2 separate regions of the Homo sapiens genome follow, and region 1 is linked to region 2. A link is a loop called in an ENCODE intact Hi-C map of the cell type or tissue named here. Cell type or tissue: ovary. All regions are shown on one strand.

The links. Hi-C counts contacts between places; a loop is a spot of excess contacts. Peaks named below come from ENCODE experiments on the same cell type or tissue, not always from the same donor. Only the 100,000 strongest peaks of a DNase experiment are listed, where the experiment ranks them.
Region 1: a loop joins it to region 2, with 2.1 times the contacts of the local background. A loop is called at or near these places in 22 of 110 quality-filtered maps.

What each region holds. Positions count from the first base shown.
Region 1 is chr7:101,872,761-101,876,760 of GRCh38, forward strand. The region is part of intron 1 of CUX1 (cut like homeobox 1); the gene reads left to right. Among named protein-coding and RNA genes, the nearest start is that of CUX1, 57 kb to the left of the region's middle. In ovary, no CTCF peak of the experiment used is centred here; no DNase peak of the experiment used is centred here.
Region 2 is chr7:101,812,401-101,816,400 of GRCh38, forward strand. It overlaps a transcript of CUX1 not described here. Among named protein-coding and RNA genes, the nearest start is that of CUX1, 3.2 kb to the right of the region's middle. RefSeq lists silencers at 1,662-2,071, 2,991-3,380, 3,421-3,650 and an enhancer at 3,482-4,000. In ovary, a CTCF peak has its summit at 1,924 (motif pointing left); DNase peaks (open chromatin) are centred at 1,921, 2,711, 3,251, 3,531 and 1 weaker place; H3K4me3 peaks cover 2,762 bases; H3K27ac peaks cover 2,755 bases.

The DNA.
Region 1 (4,000 bases), 60 kb after region 2:
TAGAGAATACTAAAGTTATGTTGGTTTTATTTTTTATTTTATTTATTTACTTAGTTTTTACAATGTACCATTTTAATCATTTGGGTATCCTTTTTAAAATCTCTGAGCTTTTTTATTTTTTATTTTTTTTGAGACGGAGTCTCGCTCTGTCACCCGGGCTGGAGTGCAGTGGCCCGATCTCAGCTCGCTGCAACCTCCGCCTCCCAGGTTCAAGTGATTCTCCTGCCTCAGCCTCCCGAGTAGCTGGGATTACAGGCATGCACTGTCATGGCCAGTTAATTTTTGTATTTTTAGTAGAGACGGGGTTTCACCATGTTGGCCAGGATGGTCTTGATCTCCTGACCTTGTGATCCTCCCATCTAGGTCTCCCAAAGTGCTAGGATTACAGGCGTGAGCCACCGCGCCTGGCCTCAGCTTCTTTTTTTTTTTTTTTTTTTTAATTTTTATTTTAAGTTCCATAGTACATGTGCAGGATGTACAGGTTTGTTACATAGGTAAACGTGTGTACCATGGTGGTTTGCTGCACCTAGGTATTAAGCCCAGCATGCATTAGCTATTTTTCCTAATGCTATCCCTCCCCCCACCCCATATGTTTTATTTTATTTTTTATAGAGACAGGGCCTCACTATGTTGCCCAGGCTGATCTCAAATTCCTGGCCTAAAGCGATCCTCCCACCTCAGCCTCCCAAAATGTTGGGATTACCAAGTGTGAGCCACCATGCCTGGTATTATGTTGGCTTTAATTATATTTGTGGAAGAACTTCTATGTTCTCTTTCCTTATTTTAAATATTGGGAGATAGATGAAACATTTTAGGTTTCTCTACATTTGAAGAAGAGGTATATTTTCTTAGGTTCTTCTTTTTGTGAGACAGAGTGCAGTGGCACGATCTTGGCTCACTGCAACCTCCACTTCCCGAGTTCAAGCGATTCTCCTGCCTCAGCCTCCGGAGTAGCTGGGATTACAGGCGTGCACTACCACACTCGGCTAATTTTTTGTATTTTTAGTAGAGACAGGGTTTTGCCATATTGGTCAGGTTGGTCTCGAACTCCTGGCCTCAGGTGATCCGCCTGCCTCAGCCTCCCAAAGTGCTGGGAATACAGGCATGAGCTACCGCGTCCTGCCAGGTTCTCCTTTTGATAGAATAATATAGGTACTTGCCTCTGTTTCTATTCAGTATCAGTGAATTATCTACAGGAAAATGAACACAGGAAGACTGCTGAAGTAAAGAGGCCCACAGTGCCTGCATTCCCTTGCCTCATGTAGTCTTAGACTATTCAGGATGCTTTGAAAAGAGTAAACTGTAAATCATATTTCATATTCTTTGGGCCAGGAGTCTGGAATGGTTTCATATTGCCTGTGAAACAAGAGATGCTTCTCAGAATGAGATTTCTGGCTTAATTGAATTCGGATTATTGCAGGCAGGATGGGAGTGAAATGGTACATTCCTTTCATGCCAGTTGTGGAGAGGATCTCCGTGCAGGCCGTTGATAGAATAATATCCTGTGCTTCCTTGGTGTCTCTCTCTGAGGAAATAAGGGCTTAATATGTCCTATTCAATTAATCCTCACCGCATCCTTAAAGGTGACTGGAAGGCAGATAGTATTAACTCCATTTTACTTAAAAAGCAGCGGAAACATGGTGATTTGGAACTCCCTGGGAGCCCTCGAACTTTTCTCTAAACTCCACCGGTAGCTGAGGAGCAGGACACACGCACAGAGGAAGGACATATTTATGGCGCATCGCCTTGGTGCCAGGCACCGTTGGGAACTTTTTAGGATCGTGATGTCTTTGAATTCTCAGGACGTTTCTGCGAGGTGGTGGGCGGTATCATCCTGGTTTTTCAGGGAGAAGTCAAGTCACTGGCCCAGGTCCTCAAGCTGGCCAGTGTGGCCCGGTCTGACCCCGAGGTTCTGCCCGGGTTTCTGTCCCTCCAGCCTGGCATCGTGAACTCAGGGGAAACAGATGGGGAATCTGTTGTTGTAACAAAGATTCTAAGGATTTGAAGCAAAATCAACACACTCAGTTGTAGAGGGTACCACGTGGTTGATACCATTGAAGACAATTGCACCTAAATGAAATAATTTGATGGCGTGGAGTCCAGTTTCAGAGCGTTTGCATCACACCTTCTGACACCAGGCTGGGGGGCCGCCTGTCCCAGAGCATCGAGGACAGACACCGCTGCTGTTAGACCTCATTCCACCCCTTTAGTGGGGACCCACCGCGCGCTGGCCGCAAGCCTATTTTAATTTGTAACAATTCTGCTTGATGACAGGAAGACGTCAAAAAGGAGAAATCAGGCTAACTGGGGCTCCTTGTCCACTTGGGGGGCATGTCTCAGTGTCTTGCCTGGGGCCTTGTACACACCCTCTCTTACCGGGAGTAAAGTGAGGTTTAGAAAGATTACCTTTGTCCTGGGTCATTCTTCCTTAAATCACAGCTAGGATGCAAACCCAGACCTCTCTGATGTCAGTTTGCAAGCTCTTTCAGGTACCGTCAGCCACATGCCAGGCCTTCAGTGGGGTGATGTTTTTTGTTGTTTTTAGAAAATACTGCTATTCACTCATGGGAAATAGGGACGAGGGCTTAGATTTCAGCTGCTTTGCATTAGACAATGATTTCTCTTATTATAAGCAGAGCTCTCTATTAACCAAAAACACTTGGCTGTTAGACATGGTGTTTAATTGCTGTTAGAATGTATTTTTGTCACACTGCCCTATAATAAGCCAAAGAACTGTTTGTGCCAAACAGTGAAGGGAAGCTAGGGGAGGATGAAAACTGTGCCTGCTACTCCACCTCCCTTCTTTCGAGGTCGTGGTGTTTTGTTTGCTGTTTTAGCTGTGGTGTGTGTGTACCACTCGTACCTTTCACAGGAGGACACCTCATCTGAATACCAGTCAGGACCTGAGACGCGTTGAGCCCCTCCCCACAGTGCCCACGGGTAGGTGCGCCGCTCTCTGCCCCTTCCGGGAGCTCTGCTTTTTCTACCTTTAGAGATTTCTTTCATCCTCTATTACGTAGGCCTGACTTTTTGCCTAATAAAGGAAAAACAACCATCTATTTAGCACTCTTTTTTTTTTTCCCAAAATGGAAATGACTTTCTCTCTGATTTTTACAAAGCAAAAAATGAGAGTAAAGATTAAGAAACTACAAGAAATTATGGTGAAGGGAGTAAAGATGGCCATGAATCCTATGACTGCCGATGGTTTGGTCCCAGGATGCATTATTCAGATATTTTCTCCCTGTGGGCTTATGTAAACAGAAAGCTAGGTGAGTGGAAGTAACACGTCAAATACTGATTTGTGGCTGGGTGCGGTGGCTCACGCCTGTAATCCCAGCACTTTGGGAGGCCGAAGTGGGTGGATCACCTGAGGCCAGGAGTTCGAGACTAGCCTGGCCAACATGGCGAAACCCCATCTCTACTAAAAATAAAAAATTAACCAGGTGTGGTGGCACACGCTTGTAGTCCCAGCTACTCTGGAGGCTGAGGCAGGAGAGTCGCTTGATCCTAGGAGGCGGAGGTTGCAGTGAGCCGAGATGGTGCCACTGCGTTCCAGCCTGGGCGACAGATTAAAAAAAAAACAAAAAAAAAACCTGATTTGCAACAATTTTGTGTCCTAGCCTAGAGTTTACCGTGCTATTGAAAATATCTTTCGGCTGGGCGCGCTGGCTCATGCCTGTAATCCCAGCAGTTTGGGAGGCCAAGGCAGGCGGATCACGAGATCAGGAGATCGAGACCATCCTGGCCAACATGGTGAAACCCTGTCTCCACTAAAATAGAAAAAATTAGCCAGGCGTGGTGGCACGCACCTGTAGTCCCAGCTACTCAGGAGGCTGAGGCAGGGGAATCGTTTGAACCTGGGAGGTGGAGGTTGCAGTGAGTTGAGATCGGGCCACTGTGCTCTGACCTGGCAACATAGCAAAACTCCGTCTAAAAAAAAAAAGAAAAATGAAAAAGAAAATATCTTTCAATGATAGTTAATATATATATACACACACAC
Region 2 (4,000 bases):
TGGGATAAAGAAAATGGATTTTTAAAATAATGCCTTACAGTGTAAGACATTTTTCAATTTGGAAGAAATTCTTGATAGTTAATTCCTTCAAGGAATTAGGTGAAGTATAACAGAACAACTTTTAAATTTGAATCTTTAGAAAACAACGCGACACATTTTCACTTCTTGGAGCTGCCAAAAGAGGGCCAATTTAGTAGTAATTACCCATATTTTGGAGAATTGGACAATTTTTTTTTTACTTTAGTGGATTTAATAAACTATATGTGGATGTCAGGGAAAGGAGAATCCACTAGTGTTAGGAAGATAGGAAAGAATGAACTCCCAAAAGCACTTTACAATTTTCTGCAAGTTAAATTAGTTAGTATTATCACATCCCTCATGTGGCTACTTACTGCTTTTTAGGCAAAATAAAATGGGCCAGAAAAGAAATTTAGGAATTCTGGGCTCAAATATTAATTATTTAGTTACCTTATTTGGGGCTAAGCTGTATTTCATTTAAAGGCGTCAGGAACAAACATCATCTTGGTCAGTTCCTCCATCTGATGACTGGGGGCTTGATTTTGAAAGCTTGGGTGGCAAATTGGTCATATACTTGGAAACTGTGAGATTTCATCCCCTAAAGGGAGAGCCTGAGTGTCGAAAAGTGACCAAATGCCTGTGGATTGTTTTTTTTTTTTTTTTCCTTGTTTTTCATTCTAAGTAATATTAATTATGTGTCCAGGTGCCCTAGGTATTTCTTGGTACTGGGCCATTTATCTTGAGAACTTACCTGCCTCTCACACCGTGCTCTGGGAGGTCATAGCCATTACTGTATTATCTTTGTAGGTGCCAGTGGAAATCTAGGTCCTAAAACCTATAAAATATTTTGTAAATATTTTATGCAGCGCACATCTTTGTAGATCCACTCTGCCAGTGGGTACTCCTGGGTTTTTACAATGGTGGGGCTAAAAATCAATCTGAAACAATACAAAAGAAACAAAATAGTCTTTGGAAATAAATACAATTTGCTTTTATTCTGTGTCTATACTTGCTCAAGAAAAATAAAGTGCACTTTAAAAAGTTTTTTTTAGGTCTCTGCTGTTTCACTCAACGCAGATAACTTTTGATCAGTGGTTTATTTTGAATGAATTTCTTTTTACAAAGTAACGTTTTATGGTGCTGGTGAAAGTTATTCTAAACTCCTCCCTTCCCACCACCCCCTGCAGAGAGCAACAAGGTTTATGTAACCCAAAACTTTGGTGGGAGAACTCAACTGTATTTAAATAGAGGTTAACCTCTGGGCCATCCAATATAGTGTGTCTGTACTAAGTCAGGTTAGCATGTAAATAATATAAATATAACCAGAAATGTAACAACGGTATTTAATAGTCATCAGATTTATTTCTAAAATATTGCCATGGATTCAGAATACTGAATTCCAACCAGATGTATTTCGGGAGTATTACACAGGTCATATATATTTCACTTTTTTGGTTCAAACCCAGGGGATCTACACGATAATTAGATTGAGAACATCTGCATCAAATCCAAACCATTTCCCTGATCCTTCCTTGAGCCTTCCCCATGGGAGGGATTTCTTTTTTTTTTTAAGCCCCTGCACATTTTGTCTAGCCACCTTTAGCGCAATTCCTAGGTCTCGCCTGCCTGCCACCGCAGAAATAGACATGCCAGGGGAAGGCGGAAGCACCCCCCCCCCCACCCCCGCCGCCTCCCCGAGTGTGCAGGCATCCTTAGAAGTCGCATTTCCCCGGGACAGGAATGTCCCTCGGTGGCAATGCCGCTTCCCGCCAGAAGCCTGACTCCGGGACAGGGCGTGGCAGGCGCGGGGGCCTGGGCGCGCCGGTGGGCACGTGCGCGGGGACCCGAGGACCCGAGGACCCGAGTGTCGGGGCGCCGCTGCCCTCTACCGGGCGGCGCGGTCGGAGCTACAGCGCGGCGGCCGGCCGACTGAGCGCGCGGGCCGGGGCGCCCCACACGGAGGCAGCCCTTGGCCACCCGAGATCCACAGTGCCCTGCTGTGCGCGGCGTCACCGCATCTAGGGTGGAGGCTCGCAACGTGCCCCCCGACGCCAGCGCGCTCCCACCCACCGGCGAGTCAAGGTTGCGTTGGGGAGACAGTGAACCCCGTTCCCGACATCAGGGGCCTCCCCTTGGGGAAACTGAGGCCCCTGGCCAGCTGCGCAAGACCTGGGGACACGCGTGTTCTCTAAATCTTGGGACTTTCATTTCCAGCCTCTTCCTCCAAAAATGCCGAATTCACTGCGCCAACCCTCGAACTCACTTGAAAAGCAATTGTTTTCCACTTGCGCGTTTTATTTTGTATCCTATGCAGATTCTATTTACATATGCATTTTGAGATTAAGGAATTTGGGGACTTGTTTTAACTAATTACTCGTTCAGTGAAGTACGGGAGAGTCAAAGAACAGTATTCCTACTGGAAACTCCAAGTCACACGTGTGTATAATCAATGAAAGATGACGATCATAAAACGTGTGCTTTCGCCAGCTTTCCGCGAGGAGAGAAATCAAAAGAGAATTTATTTTTTGGTTTGCATTTTAGCATTTCTGTAAACTTGGGACCACGCTTTCCGTTTTCAGTGAGTGCACCCACACTTTCCAACTTTCTGCGCCCAAAGTTGCAACAAACCAAGGTGTCTGAACCACAGGAAGTTTCTTGGGCTGTTCCGCTGAAGCGGCGCGGGGGGACACAGAACTGGGCTCCCAGACTTTTCCTGTCGTGGCCTAAACTGGAACGGCTTGGGCGAATGGGGGCTGCCGGGACCCCCAGCGCTACCGCCGTTGGGGTGCGTTCGGGTGCGACGCTGGCACCGCCGCTGTCCGGGTGTGGGGCATCCACGCGCGCGGCCCCCTGAGAGGGTCAGGGCTGTTTCCCCCTCAACTCCACTCCTCCAAACATGCCACGCTGTTCCTGGTCGTGTCGGTGTCCCGGTCCTCGCTGGGCGCAGAGGGATCAGAGTGTTGCCGTCCACCGTCGGGGCGCCTCCCACGCACGCTGCTGCGGGGGGCCTGGGCCACGCAGGGGTCGGGTGTGGGGGGTCCCGGGCAGGTGGTAGCGGCGTCTCCGCGCTCTGTACACTAACCACTACAGGGGCGCTCCGACGTTCCCCCCAACCGGAGTCTTGAAGGCGCTGCGCTCGGCCACCGCGGGCGATCGCGATCCCAGCGGGAGACCCCCCCCACCCCCGCAGCCCTCCCCAGGTGCGCGGTGCCGGGGGACCCCGGGCGCTGCCCTCCAGCGCCCCCTCGGGGCCGGGTCTGTGGCCGGCGCGACCGCGGACTTTGGGGGGGGTTGTCCCGAGGGGCGGGGGTCGCCGGTCGGCCCGCGGAGGGGAGGGGGAGGGCGGCGGTGGGGGGGTTGGGGGAGCAGGGGCCGGGGCCGCGCGCGCGAGGCCGGGCCGCGGCCGCCGCGCCCTGGGGCTGCGACTCCGGCTCCGGCTCGGGCTCGCCATGGCTGCGGCGGTGCCGTGAGGAGGAGTCCGCGTCCTCGGTGGCGGCGGCGGCGGCCGGCTCCAGGCCGGGTTTTGGCGCCGCCCGCCTGCTGCCTCCTGGCGGCTCCTGAACTCCAGCCCCCTCTCTATCAGCCGCTCACTCCGTCTCAATATGTCTCAAGATGGCGGCCAATGTGGGATCGATGTTTCAATATTGGAAGCGCTTTGATTTACAGCAGCTGCAGGTCAGGCTCCTCCGCGCTCGGCCTCGCGCCCGGGGGTGGGGGCTGCGGGCGGTCGCGGCCTCCGCCGGGGGCCCCGGGCTGGCCCAGCCGCCGGGGGGCCCGCGGCGGCGGGGAGGAGGGGGGTGCCGGGCACCGCGGGGCCGAGTCGGGGCCGAGTCCCTCCCGCTCCCCGGCCCCCATTGATCACTCGCTTGATCGGAAATTGATCCTCTTTGTTCAATTCATCGATCAGCCCAAGATGGCGCCGGGAGCCGCCGCCGCCACCACTGCCCCCGGTGTCTGCCCCCACCCCGGGCGCCCCCCCGGG